Regions from separate parts of the Homo sapiens genome. Here region 2 is linked to region 1. Evidence: chromatin loops called from intact Hi-C (ENCODE). Cell type or tissue: A673. All regions are shown on one strand. Links, peaks and the distances in the headings refer to the core of each region. The heading gives the core; the rest is flanking DNA. Region 1 has its middle 170 kb from the start of LINC02238. Region 2 has its middle 200 kb from the start of LRRIQ3.

The links. Peaks named below come from ENCODE experiments on the same cell type or tissue, not always from the same donor. Only the 100,000 strongest peaks of a DNase experiment are listed, where the experiment ranks them.
Region 2: a loop joins it to region 1, with 9 times the contacts of the local background. A loop is called at or near these places in 13 of 110 quality-filtered maps.

What each region holds. Positions count from the first base shown.
Region 1 is chr1:73,832,695-73,848,956 of GRCh38, forward strand. No RefSeq gene overlaps it. Among named protein-coding and RNA genes, the nearest start is that of LINC02238, 170 kb to the left of the region's middle. In A673, for the core only: a CTCF peak has its summit at 7,426 (motif pointing right); no DNase peak of the experiment used is centred there.
Region 2 is chr1:73,990,703-74,006,964 of GRCh38, forward strand. No RefSeq gene overlaps it. Among named protein-coding and RNA genes, the nearest start is that of LRRIQ3, 200 kb to the right of the region's middle. RefSeq lists an enhancer at 11,553-12,054. In A673, for the core only: a CTCF peak has its summit at 7,872 (motif pointing left); a DNase peak (open chromatin) is centred at 7,849.

The sequences.
Region 1 (16,262 bases), core at 4,821-9,820:
TTTTTAAAAGCAAGTGCCAGAAACAGAAGCCATTGATGAAAAAAAAAAAAAAAAAGTCAAAACTTTGCCAATTTTCTCCAAATACCAGCAGAGTAAACTATCATCAAATACAAGTCATTTTCCCCATAAATAACAGCATGAAGCAAATGTATTGCATTCTCAACTCTTTAAAAAGACTAAAAATAACCTCAGAAAGCTGATCTAATTATCCTACATAAATACAACATGTGAACATTAGAGTATGGCACCGACTAATTGAACAGCTAAGGCTACTGGAGAACTTTTAATGGAAGATTCTAAGATTACATGAGCTAATAATGATGGCATTAAAAGAATGCACTGATCTTCGCAGTATAGTTTGAAGACCATAAAACATTGCAAATGACAACAGCTGCATTTTTTGATGTGCAGACAAAGGTCTTCCATAAGGGAACTCTGCTTTCAAGCTTTTTATAATATATGGTAAATTCAAGGGGTCTTCTTCCATTTTTCTGCGGAAACAAATATTTTCTTAATTTCCTGGCATTGCACATTTGATTACTACAGAAATGTCACTACTTCCTATTATACTCTAGTAAGCCTAGTTATGCTAGCATTCTCCAATTTAGACTGATAACACTATCATTAAAAGTTATGTTTTAGTTATAGTGCTGATCTCCATGAAAATGCTGGTAATAAGTACGTGCAGTACCATCAAACATGAATGTTACATGTGAAGTAAAATTAAAAAGTACTGTAACTAATCACTGATTTCCTTTAAGAGATGCTACTAAATATACATTATTAAAGCACTACATACCAATATTGATGAAGTTGAGACACTAACAAATAAAGTCCAGGAAGTTAAACACTGAAATCAAAGCAGTGACTTCAATGCAAACTGTACAAAATAAACATACAATATCCATACTGATATGAAATCCAAACTTCTAATATGTCATTGGATTTCTTACTGGTTGGACTTTTCTCTTTCTCCAGCTAGTCAAAGATAATTAAATATTTTCTTGAATAGGAAGTGTTTTTTATTTTGTGGTAGAGAAAGAAAGCTAAGCCATCGTTGCCGAAATCATTTCACTGTAATTGACTTGCATTTATTTCTTTGTTCAATTTTCCTATAAAATTATAATTTTAAAACCTACTTTCCCTATCATTAGGGATATGTTTCCTCTTTAATCACTAAAAATTCAAAGAGCTCAAAACTTGGTTACATTAGCTTCAAAAATCTGTCATTGGAGAAGGGTCATAAAAATGCTATTTTATAGTTGTAAAAATCACTGATCTCTATTGAGTGAGTTTATTCAGTTAATGTGTTTGAGTCCTATGCAAGCCACTGAATCAGAGTGAAGGGGTTCTAAGGATTTAAGGACACCCTTTCTGCAAGGTGTCCTCTGTCTGACAGAAGAAGTTCAAGGAAAATATGTAACCACCTATAATACAATGTAATAATATAATAGTTGCCATTATTAAGATAAAATTGTTATGTGATTTTAAATGAGCAAAAATAATATATGGATAGTGAATGTAAAGTGTCATTAAGTAGAGGATGGAACCTGAATAAGAAGGATTTGGTAGGTAGTCATGGGAAGGCCATGGATATTATGCAAGGAAGGGCCATGATGAGCAAGTAGCCTGGTTTTATTGGAGTTTCATATGAGTGATACAATTTTAAGGACATCAGACTAGATGGGGTGGAGTGTGCAGTGGGGAAAAAAGCCTCAATTGCTGGAATTAAGAGTTGATATTTAATTTTATCAGCAAGGAGGTATATTGAAAATGACAGGATTGAGGACATGCAACCCCAAAATATGGCTCCATGACATATTGAATATTTTTAAAGAAATTTGAGAAATGGCAGGTATAGGAAGGATTCTCTGAAATTCTCCTAAATTAGTTCATCAGACCCTCATGTGAGAGGTGCTCTTCTCATCCAGAGGAAAAGAGCATCTCTATCTCCAAAGACAGAGGGAAGCCAATAAAACTCTGAACCAACAGGCTTTGCTAAGATTTCCCTTAGCTTCCTACCCCTAGCTCATACCCTTTTCTCCTATCATATTTTTCTATAACTTGCTATTCTTCAGTCTTCATATAAAAATGCTCGATTAACTATATCCTGTGATCTTTATTTCCTTAGGAAGGCTCCCATGCCATGTTAAACATATTAAATACATTTGTGTTATTTCCTTTTGTTAATCTTTCTTTCGTTACACAGTATCAGCTGATAATCTAAAAGAGTAGAAAACAAAATGTATTTTTCTTCCTCTACTAAAGTTCACCAGCAAGAAAGGATGCAAAAAAAAAAAAAAAAAAAGGCTAGTCTGGCAGTGGAGCAAGACATTCAGAGAGTGAAGAAAATCTGGAGGAGTTAAGTTAAGGAGATTGAGTAAAAAAAAAAGAGAGTACAAAAATCATACTAATAAATTAAGCTACCTATATAGTAATTTTAGAAGTCAAGAATTCAAAAGTAGAAATTGAATTCGTTAAATACAGGGATAAATTTTTAGATGAAAAGGTTCAAACTGAAGGAATATCTTGAACACATATATATTTATAATAAAATCTATATATATTATATATACATATATGAAATATATAAATATATATAATATATACTATATATATGAAAAATGAAGTATTTTGAAGTCTTGACCAGACTCAGTAGAAAATACAAAGGTCATGATCAACTAATAATATACAGTCATTTGAGTGCTGATTATTTAGCATCCTTAGTTTACTTCAGATCTTGTTATTAATTACTTTCTAACAATGATATAGGAAATAATAATAAAAGGGCAAACAAATATGGATACATAAACATCATTACCGTGCTACTATTCAAGTAGAAAAGTAGAAACAATCTAAATGTCTAACAGACTGAGAACAAATAAAATTATTTTAAAGATTATTTAATAATAGGAAAAGGTACAAATAATAATATTAAAAGAAAAAACTATATGATCTAATCGTTTTAAAATTATATAGAGGAAAGAGTGTTAAGAACTACTTCAACTTCACAGAATTTAGGATTGAATAATGAGAATATAAGTAATTTAATTTTGTTATTTGTACCTTTCCATACTTTACAAATGCTTCAAAACTATTTGTAATAAAAGACACATTTTTAAAAGTTTAAAATCTTCCTAAGAGAGGAATTGCTTTCTTCCTAAATAGAAGCGCCATTTTATCTAATATTCTCTAATCTAAGTATAGCCAGACTAATCCTCAGATATACTTCTCTGTGAAAAGAAATTCCAGAGTTTCCTGTATTTATTTCCCAATTATTTCATAAGTAATCAATTCAGCTTTCCAATTTTTAAGAAGCATAAATTCACCCAGGAGCAATGTGGGATTAAGGACACTACCCTTAGAAGAGGGGGTGAACTACTGACCCTAAGGAGAAGAAGAGAGAAGGAAATGGGAAATTCTGTATTCTTTGGAGTTGTGTTCTTCATAAAACATGTTAGGTACAGAATAGGCACAAAAGTCTTTTTTTGTTTGTTTGTTTTGAGACGGAGTCTCACTCTGTCGCCCAGGCTGGAGTGCAGTGGCCCGATCTTGGCTCATTGCAACCTCCGCCTTCCAGGTTCAAGCAATTTTCCCGCCTCAGCCTCCCAAGTAGCTGGGATTACAGGCGCCTGCCACCGCACCTAGCTAATTTTTGTATTTTTAGTAGAGACGGGGGTTTCACCATGTTGGCCAGGCTGGTATCGAACTCCTGACCTCAGGCAATGTGACTGACTCGGCCTCCCGAAGTGCTGGGATTACAGACGTGAGCCACAGCACCCAGCACTAAAAGTCATCTACTTTCAGTGTAATTTAAAACACGCATTGTTGAGTCTTATTATGTGGCAAAATCTGTGCCAGACTTCATTGTTTAAAGGAGACACCCTAAGAAGGACTCTGATGCGGCCGGACCGGGTGGCTCAAGCCTGTAATCCCAGCACTTTGGGGGGCTGAGACAGGAGGATAATGGAGGTCAGGAGTTCCAGATCAGCCTGGTCAACATGGTGAAACCCCGTCTTTACTAAAAATAAGTAATAACAATAATTTTTTTAAAAAAAAATAGCCGGGCTTGGTGGCACGTGCCTGTAATCCCAGCTACTGGGAGGCTGAGGTGGGAGAATCGCTCGAACCTGGAAGGCGGAGCTTGCAGTGAGCAGAGATTGCACCTTTGCACTCCAGCCTGGTCGACAGTGAGACTCCGTCTCAATTAAAAAAAAAAAAAAAAAAAAAAAAAAAAAGGGCTGGGCACGGTGGCTAACGCCTGTAATCCCAGAACTTTGGGCGACTAAGGCAGGCGGATCACCTGAGGTCGGGAATTCGAGACCAGCCTGACCAACATGGAGAAACCCCGTCTCTACTAAAAACACAAAATTAGCCGGGTGTGGTGGCGCATGCCTATGATCCCAGCAACACGGGAGGCTGAGGCAGGAAAACTGGTTGAACCCGGGAGGAGGAAGTTGTGGTGAGCCCAGATGGTGCCACTGCACTCCAGCTGGGCAACAAGAGAGACTCTGTCTTAAATAAATAAATAAATAAATAAATAAATAAATAAAGACTCTACTGAATCACAATCCTGTGGTGTTTGGCCTGGGCGCAGGGGGAAACATCTTCCATTTTCTTAATTAGTAATAACTATGTTGTAATTATAATTATATAAATGCAAGAGTTAAAGGCTAAGGGAACAATTCACCAAATTAAACATGAATAAGCAATTTTCTGAAACCCATTTGGTCTGATAGTAAACAGCCCAATGGAATATAAACTGTGGATATTATGATTTCCCCAGGGTGCTTTTCTGTCATAACCAAAGACCCAAAGCCTTATGAATCTGTTTTGGTTCTATCCAATTTTAACTCAGCTAACCTAGCAGTGTTACTAATCCAATTGAGTGTGTGACCTGGCTAAAGTGGACAGCATAATAGAGCTGTAGCTGTTTTGACAATGTCATTTCTCTGCTAGGTTCCAGTTATTCAGTTCCATCTATGATTTATATGCAGAGTTCTCCATGGTTTGGTAATAATTTTCTCTGTTTTTATGATTCCAGGGAAATAAAAGATGCCTTGCAATCCATTTATGCCCACTAGCTCTACTTTATAAACTCTTTATCACTCTGAGGAACATGATATTCTACTTTATCCAAGTTCTAAGAATGTTTCTTGAAGAATTGAGAAAGTTCAATTCAAATAAAACTAAAGAGTGGCTCACAAAAGAAAGGTTTTAAAAATGTACTCCAATCTAACTCTTCTAGTAACTGAGGCACAATGCCACTTTCCTGTTTAATCAAAACTGCTGAGCCTGACATTAAGGACCTTTTGCTATAGCCCTTTGTAAGTACAAAATTAAATATCTTGCCATATTTTACCTCCTATCTTTTACCCCAGCCACATAAAGTTTCTTTTAATTCAAGTTCACATGTTCTCTTAGACACACTGTTACTCCTTCTGCTTTCTTTCTCTTTTTTTTTTTTTTTTTGAGACAGAGTCTCCCTCTATCCACTGAAATGCAGTGGTGCGATCTCAGTTCACTGCAACCTCCACCTCCTAGGTTCAAGTGATTCTTATGCCTCCCAGGTAGCAGTTACGATGACTTGCTTCTCTTCATCTCCCCCACACTTAACCCCCAAACTTCCCTGAAGAATTTCTATTCAACCACCAACACTCTGATTAGGTTATAAAATTAATGAATACTTCCATTCAAAAAGAAAATTTGGATATGTCCTGAGATCTATCAGTATTATACTCTGTTAGACAATTTAGTTGATTAAATGATCTTTGTGTCTGGTAATGTAGCAAATTTGTCATCCAGTATTGACGAGAGACAGACCACCCTGGAAGGGTCACAGATGGAGCCAAAATAGATAGGCATTTGGGCACTTGCTGAAATTGTAGAAGCATACGCACTAAAGAAAGAAATTTCTGGTCTTTCTATTTTTTTGTGGCTCTGGTTTAGCATTAATTCTTCAGGGAAATTCAAAATCACTGTTATTGTTCACTTTCATAATGGTTGTATGAGGCACTCAATGGACCTGTTATCCAGTAAAACAACCATAATTAGTGAAGATCGTATATTTTAAAAATAACCATTTAAGGTCTCTGAAAATTTTACCAAAGGCATATAACAATTAAGAAATGTGTTCAAGAAAATATGCTAATGTTCTGTCAGAACGGTGAGAGTCTATTGTACTTGAGCCATTACCAGTTTCCTCCTTCTCCTGTTCCAGTGTGATGGACACTCTGCTCCAGGAAGTTGTGGCTAAGAAGATGGTGCTCCCTTTTGCCCAAGCTCACAGTGAAAGGCTAAAGTAACTTCATGGTATGTTCAGGCTGTCAGTATTTTTCACAATCCCCAGCCTTGTGTTACTGATGTTCAATTCCAGGCAAGTGCCAACAAGAATTTGAGCATTTCCCTTCTCCATCCAATCAGTTCTCAGAGGGTAAAGTCTGTACTCCATGTGTGGCACACAGAGAATACGGGGGCCTCAATTACTCTTACCTTAGCTGCTAGTAGGGCAGATGTTCAATGCCAGGAAAGGCAAGCCAAGAAAACCTGATGCTACCACATTTTTCCAGGGTGCTGCTGATAAAGCAGTGTTGTCACTCTGGGAAAAGTAGGACACTATCACCATCCTCAGTTCTGGAGTAGTGATTCAGACATTTAGCCTGGAGAAAGAGGCAGGCCATAATAAGAGAGAACTCTGAAGTTCTCCCCAAAGGAACTGACTTTATTTGGAACAGGGTGTGGAAATTTTTAAGGCTAAGAGTATTTGGGAAAACAATATAGATTATATTGTTAAGCAATTATGAAAAGGCTGTTAGCTCCTCCTAAAACATAGGGCAGCTAGTTTACCAGAGAGAAGCAGGAAAACAGACAGCTGAGAAGAGTCTTCTTGAGTCATAACCAACCTCAGATACTGGCTTTAAAAACTAGACCTGCAAAGGAACTTGAATTCAATTCGATCAGAGTATAAAAAAATGTATGTCCCATGACATTGATGAAAACAACAACACAATCAGATAGCAATTAGGAAAGCCTAATGCTGAGTATGACACTAAGAGAGGCAGCTAGCTTAACAGTGATCAGGGAAAGAGACAAAGAGAGTCCTGCTAAAGAACCATCATTCCAATGTGACTGTTGGCATGTGCAAGGTTTTCTCCTCTAAGAAGTGACATCAGAGGCTTCACTGTGGGAAAAATGAACTTCAGTAAAATAGTTCAGCCAAGTCTCTGAGTAAATAAGCAAATCACATCAGCAAAGAGAGTAACAAAAAAGGTAAATACAAAAAGATTCACAGACGACACATCATATTAAAAACATAGAAAGCCAAAGACAAGACAAAAATCTTGAAAGCAGCAAGAGAAAAGTACTTGTAATATACAAGGGAACTTTAATAGAGCTAACAGCTAATTTCTCATCAGAAACACTGGCCGCCAGGTGGCAGTGGGACGGCATGTTCAAAGGGTTGAAATAAATTTTTAAAAAGTTAATCAAGAATCTTGTATTCAGCTAAGGTATGTTTCAAGATGAAGACAATGTAAGGGCTTTCCCAAATAAACGAAAACTATGATAATTCATCTATAACAAATTTGCCTTACAATAAATACTAAAGAAAGTTTAAGGCCAAAAGCAAGTGGCACAGACAGGAATTAGAATACACATGCAAACACAGACATAGGTAAAAATAATTATGAAATTATTAAATACAACATATGTGCATATTTCTTCATTTCCTTCATAAGTTACTTTAAAAGTAATTTTATAAAGAATATATTTACATATAAATGCTTCTTGGGATTAAAGCATATAGAAATATAGAATATACTGGATAACAATAAAGAAAAGGAGAAAAGAGAGAGCAAAGTGGTAGGAGAATGCTGTGAGATAATAACTTGAATGCACAGGAACAAATAAAGAGAACCAGAAGCAATAAATAAAAAGATTAAAATAAGGATCTCTAGAAATATATACTTACTCTTTTTTTCTCCTAGTTTCTTTAAAAATTAAATTATATGTAGTAATAATTATATCAATAGACTGTTGGGTTGTTAACATGTATATATGTAAAATATACAGCAGTAATAGTTCAAAAATGGGAAAGAGAATAGGGCAATATAGGAATGAGTTTCTGTGTATCACCGGAATTAGTATAAACCAGAAGTAGACACTCATAAGAAAGCAGTATATAGTAAGTCCTAAAGCATCCACTAGAAGATAAACTCGTATAGAACTGGTAACATTATACTGTAACATTAAAGAAATATTAGCAAACATTTCAATGAAATCAAAATTTTACACACTAGAAAATATTCAGTTGATACTAAAGAAAGCACTAAAGAAGAATAAAAAAGACATGAAACATATTGAAAACAAAAGTAAAATAGCAGATATAAATCCAGCTATATCAATAATAGTATTAAATATAAATAGATTTTAAAAGTTAATCAAATGATAGAGATTGTCAAATTTGATTTTTTTTTAAATCCACCTACATATGGTCCACAGGGGACATACTTTAGATTCAAACATAGAAATAGGTTAAAAGTGGAGGGATGAAAATATATGTCATCCAAAGAGCAACCATAAGAAAACTGGTGTGGCTGAACTAACTAATATAATATAAAATAGACTAAAGAAAGTTACTAGACATAACGGATGACATATTAACAATGATGTAATAATTCATCAGGAAGTTATAATAATTATAAAAATATATCCAATTAACAGAACCCTAAAGCACATGAAGAAGAAACTTACAAAATTGAAAGGCAAAGAGACAACTCATAATAAAAACTGGAAATTACCATACCTAATTGTAATAAAAATTAGATCAACTATGTGGAAAATAAAATGAAATTTAAAATTTAAAAAATTTTATATACCAACTAGATCTAACCAACACATATGGAATACTCCACTCAAAAATAATGAAAAAAGGTAGAATTGAAACCATACAGAGTGTGATTTCTGACTATAATTAAATGAAATTAGAAATCAATAATTAAAAAATGAAAATTCATGAATATGTCAAAATTAAGACACTCCTAGAACCAATGAGTCAGAGAAGGTATCACAAGATAAATTATAAAATACTTTGAGAAGCATGAAAATGAAGACACAAAATTCCAAAAATTATGGAATGCAAACCATACATACAATAAGAAGTTAATATTCAAAATATATAAGGAATTCAATTCAATAACAAGAGAACAAATATTATGATTAAAAATTGGGCAAAAGACCTGAATTGACATTTATCAAAGGAAGACACAAATGGCAAACAGGCATAAGAAAAAGTACTCAATGTCACTTGCCATCAGAGAAATGCCAATAAAAACCATAATGAAATATCATCTCACACCTGTTAGAACGGCTACTATCAAAAAGGCAAATGAAAACAGACATTGACAGGGATGTGGAAAAAAAGGGAACCCTTGTATAAAGTTAATGGGGATGTAAATTAGTGCAGCCATTATGAACAATAGCATGAAGATTCCTCAAAAAATTAAAAACAGAACTACCATATGATCCAGTAATCCCTCTTTTGGGTAGATATTCAAAAAAACTTAATAACTACATATGTCAAAGTGATATATGTACTTTCATATCCATTGTTGCATTATTCACAATATCCTAAATATGAAATCAACTTACATGTCTATCAACAAAAAAATTGAATAAAGAAAATGTGCTATAGATAAAAGATGATAGATAGATAGATAGATAGATAGATAGATAGATAGATGTATAGACAGACAGACAGACACAAAACTGAGTTCTATTCAGCCTTAAAAATAAGGAGGAAATCTTGTCTTGGGACAACATGGAAAACCTGAAAGACATTATGCTAAGTGAGATAAGGCAAATGCCATATGTTCTCACTTATATGTGGAATATAAGAAAGTTAAATTCATGAAGAATAGAATGGTGTTTGCCTGGGGCTGACATGGGTGGAGAGTGTAGCAGAGAAGGCTTGGGGAGATGCTGGTTAAAGTGCACAAAGTCTCAGTTAGAATGAATAGATTCTGAAGATGTACTGCACAGCAGCATCACTATAGTTAACAATAATAATGTATTATATACTCAAAAAAGAGATTAAATCTTAAATATTCTCACCACAAAAAGTATATATGATGGATATGCTAATTCATTTGATATATTTCACAATATATACATATGTTAAAACATCACACTGTACTTCATAAATATGTACAATTTTTATTTGTCCATGATTCCTTCATAAATCTGGGAGAAAAACAGAAACAAACCAAGTGCCCAACAATACAAGAATAAACAAATTGTGATATTATCTGTACAATGGAATACTACTCAGCAATAAAGAGGAAGAAACTTCTGATACATCCTACCACATAAATGAATTTCAAAAGCACTATGTTTAGGAAAAGAATCCAGAACAAAAGAGTATGCACTGTATGATTTTATTTTTATAAAGTCCAACAGTGGCCAAAACTAATCTATGCAATTTAAATTAGAATAATATTTACTTTTTATGGGGAGAGGCAAAGAATGAAAAGGGTCATTTGGGGGTATTTTAAGGTGATAACAATGCTCTGTGTTTCAACTTATGTGTTGGTTACATGGGCATATACTTTGTCAAAACTCACTAAACTCTCCACTTAAGATCTGAGCATTTTTGTGTGTGTAATGATATCTTAATCTTTAAAAATCAATTTTCAAACTGTTCAAGTCAGCAAGAAAAAAACCACAAACAAATAAACAAAGGAATGAAGTCCTGATACATTCTATAATATGGATGAACCTAAAAACATTATGCTAATTGAAAGGTCAGTCATAAAGGTGCACATTTTGTATGATTGCATTTACATGAAATATCCAGAGTACGCAAATGTCTCCAGACAGGAAGTAGATTATTGGTTGCTTTGTAATATTGATAGAGGCAGGGAACTGGGAAAAATGGTGAGCGATTGCTAACAGATGCTGGATTTCTTTTTTGGGTGATTCAAAAAGTCCTAAATTTGATTGTGGTGACTGTTATACAATATGTGAATATACTAAAAAACATTGAATTGTAATCTTAAAATGAGTGAATGGTAGGCCATATAAATTATATCTCAATAAGTATATTATGCTTTGAAAAACCAAACTTGTTATTCTCTCAAGGAAATATATGCCATAGCAAGATTATCTTCCAGCACTTTAATAGTCAAAACCACAGGGATAACTAAGATCAATGAGGAGGTGCCTTCTGAACTGGGAATTTGACATTTTCAGTGTGTTCAGAACAGTATCCCTATGGTGGGCTTTTTCAACAATCAACAAACAACAATAAAGGGGAGTTTATTTAGTATTAACTTACACAATCACTAGGTCCCACAATAGGCTGTTTGCAAGCTGAGGAGCAAGGAGAGCCAGTCCGAGTCAGATTTTCCAGGGCAGGAAGCATCCAGCACAGGAGAAAGCTTTAGGCTTGGAGGCTAGGCCCATCTCTCCTTTTCACGTTTTTCCACCTGCTTTATATTCGCTGGTAGCTGTTTAGATTGTGCCCACCAGATTAAGGGTGGATCTGCCTTCCCCAGCCCATTGACTCAACTGTTAATCTCAATATTAACCATCTCAATATTAACCATCACAGTCTGTTTGAAAATTGCACTGTATAATTTAACAAAATGTCTAAGAATCAATGTTTGAATTACAGATGAATTTATGGATGGAACACTTTTGTTTTCAAACATATCTTCATTACTAGTTATGAGCTAGAGGTCTGGGGCATTACCTCCAAGAGCTTCCACAGATGTCCCTTCATAACACAATGTTTTGTGTTTGTTGAATTACCTTTTGTCTTGCCTTCAAATTCTCTTAGCTGAATATGTATTCATAGTATTAATTGAAGGGTGTTTGGAGAAAAAGAAAGGCACATAAAAATTTCAAGAAAAATAAAACCTCAATAGAATTCAGAAACTACTATTGAAAAACTGTTTACTCAGAAGTATAGTTTCTAAGTCTAAACTCAATTAATGTATCTAATTAAACATCGAAAAGAGTTTCTGTGAATGGAATGAAAACACATTGAGAAATCAAAAAATATATGAAAATCTATGTGAAACTGGGCTTATTACTTCTTAGAAGCAGGAGAAAAGCTCTTCATTAAAAAGATATATATTTCCAGCTAGGCACGGTGGCTCATGCCTGTAATCCCAACACTTTTGGAGGCCGAGGCGGGCAGATCACCTGAGGTCAGGAGTTCAAGACCAGCCTGGCCAACATGGTGAAACCCCATCTCTACTAAAAATACAAAAATTCACCGGGCATGGTGGTGGGCACCTGTAGTCCCAGATACTCAGGAGGCTGAAGCAGGAGAATTGCTTGAACCCTGGAGGTGGAGGTTGCAGTGAGCCGACATCATGCCACTGCACTCCAGCCTGGGTGACAGAGGGAGTCGCCATCTCAAAAAAAAAAAGAAGAAGAAGAAGATATGTATTTCCTCTAATCCCAACACTTTGGGAAGCTGAGGCTGGTGGATCGCTTGAACTCAGGAGTTCAAGATCAGCTGGGCAACATGGTGAAAACCTGTCTGTATGAAAAATACAAAAAAAAAAAATGTCTCGTGTGATGGTGGGTGCTTGTAGTCCCAACTAATCAGGAGACTGAGGTAGGAGGATTGCTTGAGCCCCGGAGGCAGAGGTTGCAGTGAGCCGAGATCAGCCCACTGCATTCCAGCCTGGGTGACAGAGTGAGACCCTGCCTTAAAAAAAAAAAAAAGATATATACTTATTTTGATTACATAAATAACACATTTAAATAAGTAATAAACCTTTGAAATAACTAAAATTATGTGTCAACAATTATTCTTTTACCCCTTACCTCCTTGTGTAATTTAATCGAGTCAAAAATAGTATCAATATGAGATTTTTGGTGTCTTTGAAGGTAGCTTTCATACAAAATAAATGCTATTCAATATCTATATTATTAATATTTTATTAATGGAAAAATTTAAAAACCTAATTTTTAGCTATACTTCTAATTTAAATATATCATGTTATTCTGCTGATAAATCCAGCATGTCAATAATTACTTTTATGAGAAGTTTTATTTATTAAAAATTTTTAAACATTTTAATCTACACACAAATTTAGTATTTCGATCTTATTTTTCAGGTACATTGATTGTCTAATAAGTTCTTATGTGGTTCTTGTAAGTTAAAAATTTAACTAATAATTTTAATGTCTCTTTAAAATACTAATAATTTTTCACAAATTTAAGAAAATCTTGGTATAAAAAATCACAATTAGTGACAAATTTTAAATTAAAATTACAAGTCTAATCTGCTAAAAACTTTAAATTGCCAAATTGTACCCCTAAAATGCCAAATCCCCTTCAATGCTACAAATACTCAAAATACTAAATATGCACAGATTATTTCCAAATATAACACAAAACTACGAATACTATGGATTTGATTTATCTCATCATTTAAAACTTAATTTTAAATATTCCCAAGATTAAACATAGTCATTCATAAAAGACACAATTATGTGTTTTTCAGCAATTCAAAACCTGATAATTCAGGTTTATCATCCAATGCGATTTGGGGTTTTTTACCGGAACAATTTTGGGGTTTGCTTCTCAACTAGCTGAGGCTGCATGTCAACAGAGATTTAGGTTAGATGCATTGGTTGTTGTAGACATCCAAGGCTATTTTTCTTTCCTTTTTAAACTTTTTTTCGAGATAGGGTCTAATTCTGCCACCTAGGCTGGAGTGCAGTGGTAGGGTCTTAGCTCATGCAGCTTCCAACTTCCGGGCTCAAGGATTCTCCTGCCTCAGCCTCCCAAGTAGCTGGGACTACAGACACATCATCATGCTCGGCTAAGCCTACTTTTCTTACCAGAGTAAGAGATAAATAGGTTCCTCTTCTGGTTTTGATAAATCATTATGCCCTTTACATGAGGCAGTCTCACAATTCACATCCCTGGAATGAAACACACATTATCTAATTACCAAGCATGATTTAAGTTCTTAACCACTAAACAGTTCTATTCCTTCATTGGATCCAATTACTCGAGCTGCGGCTTAATCCTTGTGTGAATCATTTTCATAAACTTCTGGTCTGGAAAACAAGAACTCTTTATAGACCTTTGAGTAATATACAACATCATTCTGAATCTCTTTTGTGGAATGTCTACGTCTACAGTTAAGGCATTAAAATAATGTTAGTGAGGGGTTTCTTCTTTTTCCTATATTATTATAACATCTTATTATTCATTAATTTATCAAATCTGTCAAAAACACCTACTGAATCCTAAGCAATCACACTGTGTTCTACTTATGTATTCACATGTTACGTTTCAGCACTGGTTTTAGTCAATTTTCAAGCAACACAATTGTTGGCACTGAATGCAAGGAGGAATTAAGAATCACATGATGAATTAAGCAAGTACTTTGATCCCCCTACTCCTTCTTCCTCTTCCCTCAACATCAAACACAAACAACAAACTCAATAACAACAAACTTATATTCATTTTATTAATATACCCCAAAAATTTTAAAAAACATATTCTGGATTGCTTATACTTTGTCTTTTGGGTTCACTGCCAGTTTTTAAAATCTTTTTTAAATTGTTGTAGCATACATATAACATAAAACTTACCATCTTACCCCTTTTTCAGTGTATGGTTCAGTGGTATTAGGTACATTCATAATTTGCAACCAACACCACCACTCATCTCCATGACTCTTTTCATCTTGTAAAACTGAAACTCTCCTCATTAAACAATAATTCCCCATGCCTCCCTCCTCCCAGCCCCTGGCAACCACTGTTTCTGTTTCTATGATTTTAATTACTCTAATTGCTTCATATAAGTGGAATCATACAGTGTTTGTCTTTTCATTTCTTGTTAATTTCCTTGAGCTTAATCCATGTTATAGCATGTGTCAGAATTTCCTTTCCTTTTGAGGCTGTGTAATATTCCATTGTATATGTGCATGTGTGTGTGTGTATGTGAACGTGTGTCATGCCTTGCTTAACAACAGAGATACATTCTGAGAAATGGCTGGTCAGGAGTTTCCATTATTAGGCGAACATCCTTTAATGCAGTGGTCCCCAGCACTTTTGGCACTAAGGATCAGTTTCATGGAAGACAATTTTTCCATGGATTGAGGATTAGGGGAGATGGTTCCAGGATGAAACTGCTCCACTTCTGATCATCAGGCGTTAGTTAGATTCTCACAAGCGGGGTGCAACCTAGATCCCTCACATGCGCAGTTCATAATAAGACTCGTGCTCTTATGAGAATCTAATGCCTCCCCTGACCTGACAGGAGGCGGAGCTCAGGCAGTAATGCTGGATAGCCCACCACTCACCTCCTGCTGTGTGGTCTGAATCCTAACAGGCCAGGGACCAGTACTGGTCTACGGCTCAGGGTTTGGGGACCCCTGATGTGTGTATTCACAATGGTATGGCCTACTACACACATAGGCTATGTTGTAAGGCCTATTGCTCCTAGGCTACAAATCTGTACAGCATGTTACTGTACTGAATAGTGTAAAGAAGTAAGAACATAATGGTAAGTATCTGTGTGATAGAAATCTTTCAACTCCATTATAGTTTTATAGGACCACTGTCGTACATATGGTCCATCGTTGACTGAAACATCGTGATGCAGGGAGTGACTACATATCCACATTTTATCTGTGAATTGACACTTGTGCTGCTTACAGTTTTTAGCTATTGTGGATAATGCTGCCATAAACATGTATACAAATATCTCTTTGAGATTCTGCTTTTAGTTATTTTGGGTATATACCCAAAAGTGGAATTGTTGGATCATATGGTAATTCTATTTTTAATTTTTTAAGAAATTGTCATACTGATTTCCACAGCAGCTGTACCATTTTACATTCTCACTAATGGTGAAAAAGGGTTCCAATTTCTCCATATCATCATCGACACTTTTTGTTTGTTTGTTTCTTTTTGTTTTTTTTTTTTTTTGATTTTTTGTTTTGTTTTTAATGGCCATCCTGAAATGTCACGTGGTATCTCATTGTAGTTTTGGTTTGCATTTCCCAATTGATTAGTCATGTTGAGCATCCTTTCAGGTGCTTATTCGCTATTCATATATTTTCTTCGGAGAAATGTCTATTCAAGTTCCTTGCCCATTTCTTAATTTAGTTGTTTGTTGTTTTCCTGTCATTGAGTTTTAGAAATTCGTAATATATTCTGAATATTAGTCCTTCATCAAAAATATAACTTGCAAATCTTTTCTCCCATTTTGTGAGTTCCCTATTAACT
Region 2 (16,262 bases), core at 5,112-10,111, 160 kb after region 1:
TCTTAAGAATAAGTAATTCAAAATTAACAAAAAGTGAATGGAAATAAAATCGAGATCAAAACACAAGCAGGCACCTAACGATGAGTAAAAAAATGGGAGTGTATTAGAAAATACATTATGAGGAATAAAAATAAATAAATAAACTGAGATCATAGTACAGATGCTTCCCAACTTAACGATTGTTTAACTTATGATTTTCTGAGTTTATGATGGTACAAAACCTAGATGCATTCAGTAGCAACTATACTTTGAATTTTGAATGGTGATTTTTTTCCCCCCAGGCTAGCAATATACAATATAATACTCTCTGGCACTGCTGGGCAGTAGCAGTGAGCCACAGCCCCCCGTCAGCCACAGGATCATGAGGATAAACACAGAGATTCTATAGTGGACTGTGTTGCCAGATAATTTCACTCAATTGCGGCTAATGTAAGTATTCTAAGCACATTCAACATAAGCTAGACTAAGCTATGATGTTCGGTAGTTTAGGTGTATTAAATGCATCTTTGATTTATGTTATTTCCAACTTACAATGGGTTTATCTGGATGTAATACCATTTTAAGTCAAGGAGCACCTATATTTCACAAACTAAGCAGATGTGTAAGCTATATAAAGCTGTCTGAGAAGAAAACAATGCATAAGATAGCAGATTATGTTAAAAAAAAAAAAGGACAAGGAAGAGTCTGTGAATAATTGTCTTTCTTTATTCAGTGCTAATTGGGCCCTTGTAATAATACTGCATTGTTGGAAGCCAATGTTTCTACCAATAATAATTAATATTAGGTTTGTGCAAAAGTTTTTGCATTGCTGAAGTTTGCCATTTGATACTGGAATACAATCTTAAATAAATGTGGTTATAAATCACTTTAATGAACATTTCTCACTTTATGTTTTTTTATTTTGCTAATGACTTATTACTTCCCATTTATTTTATAGTTATTTTGGACTATGGAAATGATGTTGGACAAAAAGCAAATTCAAGCAATCTTCTTATTCGAGTTCAAAATGCGTCGTAAAGTAGCAGAGACAACTCACAACATCAACAATGCGTTTGACCCAGGAACTGCTAACAAACCTACAGTGCAGTGATCATTCAAGAAGTTTTGCAAAGGTGACGAGATGAGGAGCATAGTGGCTGGCCAGCAGAAGTTGCCAATGATCAGTTGAGAGCAATCATCGAAGCTGATCCTCTTACAACTACATGAGAAGTTGCTGAAGAACTCAAAGTCGAACATTCTATGGTCACTCGGCATTTGAAGCAAATTGGAAAGGTGAAAAAGCTTGATAACTGGGCGCCTCATGAGGTGAGCAAAAATTGAAAAAAGTCATCATTTTGAAGTGTCGTCTTCTCTTCTTCTATGCAATAACGATGAACCATTTCTCAATCAGATTGTGATGTGCAACAAAAAGTGGATTTTATATGACAACCATCGACCACCAGCTCAGTGGATGGAACAAGAAGAAGCTCCAAAGCAGTTCCCAAAGCCACACTTGCACCAAAAAATGGGCATGGTCACTGTTTGGTGGTCTGCTGCCGGTCGGATCCACTACAGCTTTGTGAATCCTGATGAAATCATTACATCTAAGACGTATGCTCAGCAAGTCCATGAGATGCATCGAAAACTGCAATACCTGCAGCTGGCATTGGTCAACAGAAAAGACCCAATTCTTCTCCATGACAATGCCCAACCACATGTCACACAACCAACACTTCAAAAGGTGAACAAATTGGGCTATGAAGTTTTGCCTCATCTGCCATATTCACCTGACCTCTCGCCAACCAACTACCACTTCTTCAAGCATCTCAACAACTTTTTGCAGGGAAAATGTTTCTACAATGAGCAAGATGCAAAAAATGCTATCTAAGAGTTTGTAGAATCTTGAAGCATGGATTTTTATGCTACAGGAATAAACAAACTTATTTTTCATTGGCAAAAATATGTTGATTGTAATGGTTTCTATTTTCATTAATAAAGATGTGTTTGAGCCTAGTTATAATGATTTAACATTCACAGCCTGAAAGCATAATTACTTTTGCACCAACTTTTTTTTTATGGCAGTGTATTTTCTTTTATCACATATTTAGAATTATCTAATCATACATTGTTGGAGCTGGCTGATAACTTAGAGATTTCCTAGTTTGCCTTCCTCATTTAAAAAATAAAGAAGTTAAGCTCCAGGTAGGCTAAATTGATCTTTAATTAGGTGAAATTATTTTCCCTCTGATTTCCCTTCCTCAGGTGAAGCCATCAGAACTCATTCAAGCTAAAAATCTGAGTCATTTTGAAATTATTCTTTTTATCTCATATCCAATCAGTGATCCGCATGCTATTTAGTTTTATATCCTACATATCTCACTAACCCAGAGACACTAAGGTAGTTCAGGTCCTCATCATTGCCTCCACTCTTTCATACCCCAAATATTCTTCTGCATCTTCTGCCAGCCACATATTGCACCAAATACTGAAAATATGACAGTAATAGTCTGTCTGTGGCTGCCTTGGGTTCCCACTTCCCCCTAATTTTGATCGATCTTCAACACATCTATTGGAGAGTGTTTTACAGAACACAAATCGTATTATGATTTCCCTTATTCAAAATTCTTCAGTAGCTTTCTGTTACCATGTGAGATTAACATCAAGTCCATTGGTCTTTCTCAGAGTGATCCTTCCCTTTATTTGGGGAACTTTTCTTGCTCATATTCAAGCTTTGGGTCTACCATTCTACAGACCCATGTGCCACACAGAGGTACTAACTTTTATCGAACTATGACAGGCACATTCATACTGTAAACATAGAATGTTAGCCTCCCTTTCTCTAGCTTATTTGGGGGAAAGTGAGCATATCACATGTCTGATCGTGAGTCATCTCCTTTGCTGTTGCTACCACATGAGATATGTTTTCTCCCCTGCTTTCAGCTCTAACTCTGGTCTTTATTTACCCTACAGCTGGGCACTACCTGATACTCCAGGATGCTTGGTTCTTCAGTATAGCACTGCGGCAGCAGTACTAGCTACAGTGAAAGGTGATACGAGGAGCATCACTTTTTCCTTTTTGGACCCATCCGTTAATTCTCCATAAAAATCATTATAAAAAAATAAGATTTTATGTATGTAACACATTTTATTACACTGTTGATAACTAAAGAAATTAAAATAAATGTAAAACAAACAACTTTAGATGCTACTACGATTGTTCCTAGTATTCAAAGAAAAAATAAATAATAATTAATGCCCTTTTTCTTAGTCTTAATAATAGAAAACTCTAAGAAATGCTTTGGGACATCATTTATATTCTTTAAGATTGCCATGACAAGGCGAGGTACCCATGTACCTCTTAATTTTTCCTGTAGTTTTGGAATGAGTAACTATTAAAACACACACATGCACATATACAAATATACAAGCCATTCCATTTATAAGGACATTAAAAATTAATAGTCTGAAACACCTTAAGAAATTTTCTTTCTATATGCAAAAATGCTTGTACTGTTATCCCTGGCCACAATGTACGTAGAGCTGAATATTCTAATGAAGAGAAAATTTACTTTATTTTTGTAGGTTCCAGAAAATACACAAAAGATTATTGGCTTTTTTTTAAGTGGGCCATTAAAATACCTTGACAAACATCAGAACCATCTACATCTTGCTCCTGTCCAGAAAATAAAAACCCACTCAAATAATTGGACATATGAGTTTTAGAGAAGAAAGAAAGGAGATTACTCTTTTAAAACATACAGTTTTACATCTTTTCATATACTCTTTCTCTTGCTAAAGATGCTACTTCTTCTAATAAAAAGGTTCAAGTTGAAATGTCTTCTCTGTGATCCCTTCCTTACTCCCCTGTGCCTTTACCTGATTGTCCCTCCTACACTTCTCATAAAAATCTGCGCTTTACTATAACTCACCACATCTCATCATATTTACTTACATCTCTCTGTCTCTCTGTGTCACCTGTGAGCTCCTGTGGGGGCAATAAATAAGATTCTATTCATCTGTGTTTTCTGGTACTTAGTCACAATAAATGTTCAATAGATATTTGGGAATAAATTAGAGAAGGAATACATTCCCAAAGTTATACAAATTAGTGACCAGGTAGATAACAAAACTAAGGATTTATGACTCCTAGTCTAGTATTTTCCATAATTATATAACTTGGTCTCTAAACAGCAGTTAATTCCCAAATTGCAGGCTAGACATCCAAGAAGTTTAATGAATTTTTCAAGATCACATTTATAATGTCAGAAACATCATTATTTCAGTCAGCATAGATTAGGTTATGCTGCAGTAATACTCTCCAAATTCCTACATACTGAAACAATGAAGGTTTGCTGATTGCTCCTGCTACAGGTCCATCATAGGTAAGAAGAGGATATCGATACTGCCATTGAGAGACACAGGCTGATGGAGCAGCCACAGTCTTGAACCCTGATTGCATTTATGCCACAGGGAAAAAAATATTCTGAAGACTGTCCACCAGCAAATAACTTCTCTGGTCCGGAAGATGTTACTTCCCCCCATTACTCATCACAGAATCCCCAGCCAACAACAAAAAGATTGGAAAGTATAATTCTACCATGTTTGAACTGGAGATGATATTTGGTTAGCAATCATTTTCCTTAAAAATGCAAGTTGGTCAAGACTAGTACCAAGACTTACATATAATAAGTATATCAGAGATATTTGCTAAGTTGAATATAATTTTTATTTCTAGCCCAGTATTCTTTCTACTAGGCAGTTATGAGATACACTTATTTAAGAAAAATACCAAGGATGTGGGCATTTTTATTTTAAGATAATTCAGATACAATAAATGTGAAACTGTTCAAGGAATTATACATCTTAGCTTAAGAACAAGAAATAATTGTGATTATTTTTTATGGAAAATAGCTGTCTTTAGCTACACAGTAGGTGATAATAAGAAAAACCATGACTAATTCTTTGCAGATTGTTGAATACAGAGAAATAAACTTAAAGGTCAATAAAAAGTTAAATGGGGTGATTTTCGTTAAGTGCTATATAAAAGCAGCATGACACCTTCCTCCCCTAGACAGGGCTTTGGGGCAGGAAAGCCCAAAATTCTAGACCTAAATTCATTACCTATTAGCAATGTAACCTCGACTCTCCTGTAGGCATATGTCTTGCTGTATAAAATGAAAATCTGGAATAATGTATAAGATTCCTTACAATTTAAAATTATGTGAGCTACGTGAGTTAACTTGTCATAACTCAGATTAGGAGTAACTTCTATAATAGTTATAGTTGCAGTAATTGCTATAGTAACTACTCCTCAAAATTTCAATCCCATAAAATAATATAATTATATTTTTCATCCACATAACCATGTTCCTGTTTTTCCACATGGTGATTCATTCACAGGCTTCTCCACCTATTTGCTCTATCATTCATTCACTGGAGCCTCAGAGTCCTCTGCTTCTGGTGAAAAAAAGGAAGGAGAGTGGAAAAACCTAGACCATAAGTGGCACACATCACTTCTGCTTAGCTTTTTTTGGGGAGAATTTCTCATAGATGAGAACACATTACTGCAACTGTATACAAAGGAGGCTGGAGAAACATAGTTCCTGTCTGGAGATTCCTCTACCAGCACCAACTTCACACTGTGGAAGTAGAGACTCAAAGTTTTGGAGAACATCTAACCCGTGGCACATATTCTCAAGTCTTTCTTGACCATCAACTTTGTCCATTGAAGAATTTATCACTTCTCTCTGCTGCTTCCCCTACACTCAGACAGAATGCTATCCTGAGATCTACATTAGTTGGTTTCTTTAGGTGGCAAAAATTTAACAGCAGAGACAATTTTTATTTTAGCCTTGTACCTTCCAGCATGTTGCCCTGCTCCAGGATAGAGTAATTATTTTGTTAAAATAAATAAATAAATATATATATATATATATATATATGCACACACACACACACATATATATATACACACACATATATATACACACACATATATATACACACATATATACACACACACACACACACATATATATATATACACATATAATGAATTTATTCAGAGCCCTCTCTGTCACTTTTGTGTTTTATTTCTGTGTATTTGGGAAAATATTTTAATCTATAAGAACATTATTAAAACATGTACCCTGCAATACTATTGAGGGCATTAGATGAGAAACATATATTAAGGGTTTAAATATAAATGATGTTTCCCAGACCCTCACTCTCCACCTGAAATCACATCCCCTTCGTAAGTAGGAGATGGAGAGAAGGCCTATTTTTGAAATCCTAATGTTAGGTATAGGAATTGAAATATGCCCTTATTCCCTCAGTTTATGTCCATAAACGTTGTTGTTGTTGTTGCTGCTGTTTTATTCAGAAAGGTATAAGTCACAATACTACTTCTAGAAAGACAGAAAAATTCGATTTTGTAAACTTACAAGTAAAGACATAAGTGCACCCTGAAAAGCAGCACTTAGACTTCATAGGAAATACCTGGGAAGATTTTGTCCACGAGCAGCAAGGAAATATTTTGAGAAATTTAACTTTAAGTCTTATTCAGTTCAGTCAAATATATAAACATGTAATAATATGTTTAATGCAGAACATGTATTCATTCATTTATCAAACCAACATTTATTAAGCATTTACTTTGGCTTATTAACTTACATTATTTAGGAAAAAATCAAACCATGTTTTTCAAATTACCTATGTAACTATAGAATGCTTTGGACTGGATATGTAGTAAGATCCTTGGGGAGCATTTTTAGCCATAACATTTGGACCATTAAATGACCAGAGCCCATTCCTACACATTGCTTGAATTCCAATAAACATTTATGGAATAAATGCAACCATAACTATAAAAATTCATTTAAATCCCTTATTTAGACTTTTTAGCTATGACAATGTAGAATTTTACTAGAACCCAGGGATCTTGGAAAACAAAGGTGTTAAAGAAATATCCCCATCCTTTTGTGTCCCCAAAGATACCTTACTACAAAGAAACAGCCTTCCCTATGACTTATTTAGGGATGCTTTCCTTGGTTTACCTATGACCAATCCAGACAAAACCCTCCAAACTCCCATTCTTTGCTTCATTAATAGTTAACTGAACTGCTGGTCCCCACGGATCAATGAGAACAAAATGCTTGTTAAGCAAGCTTTGTTAAAGCATCTCTGCTTCCCCTAGGTCCCTGAACTTTGAACCACCTTCAGACTAAACCAGCAGACAGCCCCTTAACAGCAACTCCTGCGAATAATCTCAGTAACACAGTTTCTTATTTACTGTCCAATCTGCTGTCCACTCTTTCATCCCATTTCTCCACACCTAATTTTTTTCTAGCCTTGTTTACTTCTTATTATAAAAGGAAAACTCTTTTTGTTTAATCTTTGAATACTGGCAGGTCTCACGATCTATTACAGTAGTCCCCCTCCTTCTATTACAATTCCCCTCCTTCTATTCTCTTTCCTCCTTGCGATAATTTTAAAAAATATTTTCTTTACCCTAATTCCAGATTTGTGTTTTATTTGATACATGCTTTGAAAGAGGATTATTTCCCCCCCTACACACACCCAATGTACAAATGTAAACTAAATCTCCATCTGCTATAGTCCTAACTTCATTTTTTCTCATTTGACCTCTTAGAGTGTTTTTCTGATTTTCTAAAGTGAAAATATTTATTAACATTCAAGTTGAATAAAAAAGGATGTTTAGAGCCTATATCAAATAAAAATGCGTTGCAAATAAGAGTTCCATGACTCTGTCTTGGGGCTTGAGGAGCACTTACAGAAAGACTGCCTTCTTGAATGTTAGGGGACACTGTTTTAGTTACAGTAACTGTCTTGCCATAAGCTTGAATATGTACTGCCATCTACTGGTAAATACTACAAAATCAAATTAAAACAAATGGCACTTCTTTCTTGCAATAAGTATGTGAACACATTTGTTGAAAAAAAGGTCCTCTCAACAGACCTAACAACAAATGTTTATGTTCTATATACATAATTTATTTATTAACTCACCATGTTTAAATACTGTTTTATCTTATATTTTCTTAAAAATGTTTTTTGGTTTATAAAATATTTTTAACTGATTCAGGGTTAAATATCTGAACAAGTCCAATTATTGTACTATGTTGAATAGGATAGTACAGTTCAGAACAATACAGAGCTTTGATGTGCAAAGGTGCAGTCTGCTGACCACACTTTAGGTACAAGAAACATCTGGGAGCTCGTTAGGAATTCAGAATCTCAGTCCTCTTCCCAGACCCTCTTAGAATCTGCACTTTAACAAGATGATTAGGCAAATGGTTTTCACATTAGAGTTTGGGGAGCCCTGGCACAAAGTAAAGTATAGCACTGCATAGGCAAAATCACTAGTCTGAAATATTAAAAATCAAAAACAAAGAACAAAGGAACTCATGGTCCTGGAATCATTTTTTATTTTTCAATCTTTTAAATGGACTTCATCCTGCAATTAAAATATTTTGAATCACTGTAAGATCAATTGAAGCAGTTATGAAACAAATTATAATGCAAGACAATTAAGAACAATACCCTAGAGCTAAATGTTAATATTATACATTTGTGCATATTGGAATTCATTTTTCTGTTCAGCATCCTTGATGAGACTTTCCATAACATTAATTACTGAGACAGCTATGCCAGCAGCCTCCCAAGAAAGTCAAGAAATAGTCGAAGAAAAGATACAAAGTAAGGAGTTGGAGTTAAGAGTAAAGTCAATGAGGGGTGCTAAATTTCATGCAAATGCATACACATATACAGATGCACACACACACACACACACACACACACACACACACACACACACACTGAGAGTGATCTCCCAATATCAAGTTGGCAGACCGCAGGAGCCAAAATTTCAAGGCTCGCTGGCTCTCCACAGCTCCTACAATCACTTTTATTAGAAAGAGACTCCATCGCTCAAGTGATCTTATTTAGTGTGCCAGAGGCCTCTTACTTGAAAAAGAAACACAGATAAAAGTGTACATTCAGCAAAAGGGCACAGTTTTCTTTTTTTTTTAATGTAAGTTGTATATATTATCATTGTCTTTGGATTTATTGAGACTTTCATTATGATTAGCACACAGTCATTTTTTTAAAAATGTTTCATGTGAGCTTGAAAATGTGCATTTTCTACTTCTTAGGTGCTAAATAGATAGATAAATCAAACTTGTTAATTGTTAATTATGCTGTCCATATTGTCTATATCATTATTAATTTATTTCACTGCCTAACTGATTGATTAATAAAAGTACATTAATATCTCCCCTTATAGGGATAAATTATTTTTTTCTGTTCCAGCAGATTTTGCTTTCCATATTTTATGACTGTTTAACTAGACTGTTTATATTTTCCTAAGAAATTTATTACTTTATAATATATCGTGTCCCTCTTTATTCTTAATAACATTCATCTTAAATTCTGTATAATTTAATACTACCCGATGTAGGCTAAACTTCACAGGTTAAGAGTCAGGAGTCCCCAGGGCCACTTTTACTTTTGACCAGTTGGTGACAAATTAGAGTGTTTCAACAACCACTCTCAAGTTTGATTTTTCAAGAGAAAAATTCACAGGACTCACTAGAAGAAAGTCTAATACTTAAAGTTATAGTTTTAATATATATATTATATAGCATATATAATATATATATTCCCAAATTAGAAGAGATGCATAGAGTGAAGACTCAGAGAGTTCAAAACACAGTTTTCATCATCTTCTCAGTGTCAAAGTGCGACGATACTCAAGAGTATTGCCAACCAGGGAAAGCTCACTGAGCTTCAGTGTTAAGAGTTTTGTTTTTGTTTTTTTTAAATCGGACTCTAACTCTGTAGACACAATTGATTGAATCATTGTCCACTGACTCAGTCTCCAGTTAGCTCTCGCTTCCACTGGGGTTAGGGTGATATAAAAATATAAGGTTGATCTTTCCAGTATGGCCAAATCCAACCTAGTCAACTCCTCAGCATAAACTATCTAGGAGCTAACCATCAGTCACCTAATCAGCATAACTCTCTATCAAGTGGGTTCTAACAGGCCCACCATAACAAAGACACTCCAATTACTTGGAAAATTCAAAGGGTTTAGAGGCTACCTCCTGGAGCCAAGACAAAGGCCAGACTTCTCTTTTGGTAAAGTTAGTTCTTCACCACACAAGTACTAATATTGCCACCCTAGCTTTCTTTTCATTATGAATGACCCACAAAGTATAAAGTAAATGGTAAAAAAATCCAAATATTTCTGTAATCACAGTAAATATAAATATACGAAACTCATTATTAAAATTTGTCTTATTGGAATAAAATAATTCTTGTTATTTACAAGAGCCAAACATAAATGATATGGACACGTCATCAAATAAGTGCAAATTAAAACCACAATGAAACACCACTATGCACTCACCAGTAGAGGCAAACTTTAAAAAACTAATAATACAAAATAATCATAATCTTCATCTAAGCTGTGGTAACATGGGAATATAAATTCATCTGTAACATGTATATAAGTAGAAATTATCAAGCCATACATTTAAGATATATGCATTTCTATGTATGTTATATCTCAATAAAATAATTTTGAAAACATGAATAAAAAAAGACATTCGCTTTCAGGACAGCCTCATATTCTAGTTTCACTCTTCAAAATCTGCTTGCAGCTGGTTTCAATTCACTGATAGAAGTAATACTGCCTACTAGACAGGGTATTGGAGAATGTGGAGAAATAGGGAATGAGCCCAGAACAGAGGAAGGATATTGATATTATTACCCAAAGTTAATATAGTTGAACAGAGACATCTCAGTGCTTAGGTTGAAAAAGAGGGATAAGAAAAAGAATAAGGCATAAAAGAAGGAGATAGGTTGAATACAGGAGTACTGGCTAGAAAGTTAGGAGGGCTATGGAATCAATGTTCTGCTTCAGAATCATGGGCCTAGCTAGATAACTAGTATAGTTTTTATTCCCACAAGTCAGTGAAGTAATGTGAGAAAGTCACACCGAACTGACAGATACACCATTGAACATTTGGCTGCATCTCACATGGTAGTATGGTCCAGTTATAGGGAAATAGTTGACTGGCATATCAACATGTCCTCCTTCTCCTGAATCTAGCAAATTCTCTCATGTGTCCAGTTGAAGTCTTCCTTTCTCCAGTTGTATTAGGTTTCTAGGGCTGCCATAGCAAAATACCACAAAGTCACTTAAACAACAGAAATGCTTTGTATCACAGTTGTGGAGGTCAGAAATTGAAAATCAGGTGTCAGCAGGGCCATGCTCTCTCTGACAGCACTGGGGAAAATCTGATTGAGACCTCTCTCCTAGTTTCTGGTAGTTTCCTGGCTTGGGGCAACATAATTCCAATATTCACATGGCATTTTTCCTGTGCGCATTTGTTTCAGTGTCCACATTTTTCCTTTCTATATGGACACAGACATAATGGACCAGAGTCTACCCTAATAACCTAGTCTTAAGTTGATAATCATCAAACACCCTTTTTCCAAATAAGGTCACACTTAACAGTTATTGGGAGTAAAGATTTCAGCATCTTTTTTGGGGATACAATTCAACACATAACACTAGTCCTCTGTCTTAATACTGACACTGCAATGTCCTTGAAATTTTACCTTAATTAAGTGGCCAAGACCAAGTCTTCCTTCCTAGAATCTCCTTTGTGTCATGCATGTCCGAGTGAAGAGACCACCAACCAGGCTTTGTGTGAGCAATAAAGCTTTTTAATCACCAGGGTGCAGGCAGGCTGAGTCCAAAAAGAGAGTCAATGAAGGGAGATAGCGGTGGGGCCGTTTTATAGGATTTGGGTAGGTAGTGAAAAATTAGTCAAAGGGGGTTGTTCTCTGGCGGGCAGGGGCGGGGGTCACAAGGTGCTCAGTGGGGGAGCTTCTGAGCCAGGAGAAGGAATTTCACAAGGTAATGCCATCAGTTAAGGCAGGAACCAGCCATTTTCACTTCTTTTGTGATTCTTCAGTTGCTTCAGGCCATCTGGATGTATAAGTGCAGGTCACAGGGGATATGATGGCTTAGCTTGGGCTCAGAAGCCTGACACTTTGTGCTATCTTTTGTGGACAGATTGAGATTGCATCATTCATATCCACAAATACATGACCTGTCCATTCTCCTCTTCAAGTACCTAGCAGTTGTTTCAGCAATTACTCATAAAATTCCTATCAAATTATCACTTTGTAATATCAAAGATCTTAAGGAATCTAGATCTCCAGGCATTCTGTCATAGTGCAGATATAAGCAAAACCACTGGTTAATGCACATTACACAAATGGAGGTGGAGAGGGAGAAAGAGAAATGCTAACATCCCTTGAACTGTTGACCTCCTTTATCCCCAGTTCCATTACGTAAATTCAAGCCTTACCATCTTCTGCCTGGATTATTTTAATAACCTCCTAATGGGCTTCCTATCTCCAATCTTGTCCACCTCTAATCCATTCTCCACATTAGACCCAGAATGATCTTTTTAAGTCACCCACTCCCCTCCTTAAAATCCTATCTTAGCTCAAAACTGCTCTCAGGATAACGTACCAAATTCTTATAATGCTTTTTCAGGCGCTTATTTAAATGAAGTTCAATTCTTTAAATTCACCTTACACTCTCTGTCTCTTAGGAAATTGCTCTTGCTTTTGTTTCTGCCTGGAACTCTCTTTCACCACTGTCACTCATTGCAAGCAGCTAACTCATTTGAGCCTTTCATCTTTGCATAAATCTTTCCTGCATCTCCAAAGGATAGATTAGGTGTTACCTTCCACTACCATTAAGTACTGCCACTAAGCACTCAGTACCAGTACTTAAATCTTATTACAGCTTTTATCACTGTCTATTGTGATAATTACCTGAGCACCTCTCCGTTTCCCCAACTATTGCCTAAATTCCTTCAAGGCCAGCATCTTATGTTATCTTGTTCATCCTTCTCTTCTTAACACCCAGCAGTGCCCCCTCCACATAGTAAGTACTCAGTAAAGCTGTCTAATGTATCTAATTTTACTGATTTATTTTAATTTTACCAATTTAATAAAATAGTAAAATAATCAGATTATTCAGGAAAAAATATATTTTTTGCTGCCAATATTTCTTTCTGTGAATAAAAGTGCCCCCAAACTCATTTTTAGATGATCAGTTTCACTAATTTTAATACAATGGAATATTGCTCTAAAGCTGTCAGATACAAAGAAGTAATATTTTATGTAGAATAATCTCATATTTGATTTCATCCAAATAGGGTTAGTTGCTAATGTCCCCAGAGCACTTCATTATAAGTTGGCCAGATTTAAAAGGCTTAGACACCAAAAATGCATATCTAAAACAGATGTCTCTCTCAGAGAGTAAGCTTTTCCAGCACAATAAATTCTACTGTGCTTTGCTTCAGAACACAGAAGTGCATGACATGCAAGAAAAATGTGTGAAATACAACAGGTATTTTGAGATTTTTTTTTTAAAAAAAATGGTATAGAAGTGAGTCTTTGAACAAAAGCTGTTTTGTTTTGTAAACCAACTTGTGTTCACAAACACAACTATCCTCCACTCACTGGATAGAAAAGTGTTTTTTTTGTTTGTTTGTTTTGTTTTTTTCTTGGGAGAAATAAATACAGTATTTTATAGGATCTTTTCTCCCTGCCTTTCACAACTGGAATATGAAACTATGTAGCCCTTTAGAACACTTTTATGTCACCTTTCAAAAATGAAAACAAAACAAAAAGCACATTTTTTTATTTTTGTAAAATAAAGAAACATAAATTTGATTATTTGGTGTATTTCTGCAAACAAAGTACACAATCTGAAGGCTTCAGAGAAATAAAACATTGTTACAAGCTAATAGTTTCTTACTTGTAGCTATGTGCCAGGACACCTATCAAAAACATGTCCAGTCAAGAGGTTGACACTGTTTCAAAGTGAGGCCGTTAATCTGCTGACAGCACTCCATTAAACTAACTCTGCAAATAATTTTGTTGGAGGAGTGAACTATTGGAGAGAGACTGGGACCCCTGTTTACTGTCATTATTGACTAATTACAGCATGATTGCTTAGGGACAAGCCAATTGTTTGCATCATGTAGAAAGATAACGAAGATAAAGACACTCCACTTTGGAGGAACGCAGCTCCAAGGGGATACATTTCTCTTTCTCACTCTCCTCAGTAAATGAGAAAAAATCCTGTTCGACCATGTGGATGGAGGGAAGATTTCATTTAAGGTAACATAATTAATAGAACACATTTTTATTCTATAAATAAGCTGTATGTACATTTTGGTAGCATTCTGAGTAATGTATTATTTACTATTTCCTTTTTTATTTTTATTTTCTTTTTGAGAGAGAGTCTTGCTGTCTCCCAGGCTGGAGTGCAGTGGAGGGATCTGGGCTCACTGCAAGCTCTGCCTCCTCGGTTCACACCATTCTCCTGCCTCAGCCTCCGGAGCAGCTGGGACTACAGGCGCCCGTCACCACGCCCGGCTAATTTTTTGTATTTTTTAGTAGAGACGGGGTTTCACCGTGTTAGCCAGGAAGGTCTTGATCTCCTGACCTCGCGATCCGCCCACCTCGGCTTTCCAAAGTGCTGCAATTACAGGCGTGAGCCACCGCGCCCGGCCTGCTATTTCCACTTTATACACTACTATAGTAAAATATTGGCCTACCAGAAAATAGAGTTTTTTACATTTTGGTTTCCAACTGTGATATAGGACAGTAACAGCCAGAAAAATATTGATCTAATGAAATAAATCAAATATCTCTTGTGGTTGCATTTACCAGCTGTTTTATTTAAACTAAGTTTGTCATTAGAAAATTTCATGAGATTTGTTTGGAATTGTTCTCCCAAATGTATACTCACTTCTTGATGATCTAAGAGAGCAGAGCGTAGGAAATAGCAAAGATTACTAAATCTACAAATCCCTTCCTTGTCTAAACTTCTTCTAACAAGTTTAACAGAACAACTTCATCTCAAGTCGATATGTTAATGAGCAGGAAACCGGAGAGTGAGTAGCAAAACAGAAAAGAAACAGAAACAAGGGCTCTGGAAAATTTGTTAGCTGCTTTATTGACTCTAAAATACACCTTTATGAGGCAGCAGGGAAGTGGAGGAGGATTATTTCATTGAATAAAATGCAGGCCAAAGTTTGTTATTTTTGGATGTAAGCCAAACATATCTACAAAGGTCTTATATATTATGAGATATATTCTCTAATATGTTATGAGATATGAGAGAATAAACGAGTAGATCTTATGGTGTAGTAGAGTAAAAATTTAGTCTCTGTAACTGTGAAACAAGGAAGTAATTGGTTAAGCATTCTTAGCCATTTATAAAATATCCCCTAAGTGCCTTACAAGTTCTATGTTAGCTGTAGGAATAGTGATCATTAAGACAGGTACAGATATTTCTTTCAAGAATTTATTTAAACAGTTATTAAGTGAATTATTATAATTAATTAATTATTTGTTAACATTATGAAAAACCTATGAGGAAATAAAGGGTGTTATGAAATAACAAAACAAGGAACTGACTGAGTCTGAGAGGGAAATATCCTCCAGGGAAGTGCAATCTGAAGATCATCAGGTGGTAATTCAATTAAAAAACCTTATTGAGCCTTTACTGTATATATACCACATATATACAGCAAACTATACCACACTGCACATATTTTCGCATGTGTATAGAACTACATTTTTTGATAATAAGATGTGGTTATACAATGAAGGAATGTTAAGTCATTCACAAATAACTATAATAGGAAGCAGAATGTATTGCCACCAAAACTTGTCTTAATAAGTTTTTGGAATATCAGAGAAGAAAAAATTGCTACTGCTTCATTTTCTTGATAAGATTAGTTAAATTAAATAGAAAGAAGACACCGATCAGATTATTTGAGAAACAATGGCAAAAGACACACTTCTCAATGGCTTCCAAAGACCTGGCAGGGGTGACAAAGGCTGAATGAACAGCTTGCATGCTGGACATGATAATACCAGAGAGAGACAGCGTCCTCATGACACATCTTTAAGTATCAAATCCTAAAATAAAATGAAAACAATGGTCTTAAGGATTCTCTGGAGCTGGACTTTTTAGTAAGCCATACATAGTTATTGGGTTGTTAATTTGGGAATGTGAAGCTCAAGTTCCACTGGTTCCAAAAGCTTCCATTTTATTTCTCTTATTATTTTTTGTTGATAGGGTGAATTAGTAACACCCTTAGGTCAATTTTTCATTTGGGAAAAATGGTAGAAACCTGTCAGGCTTTTTATTAGCC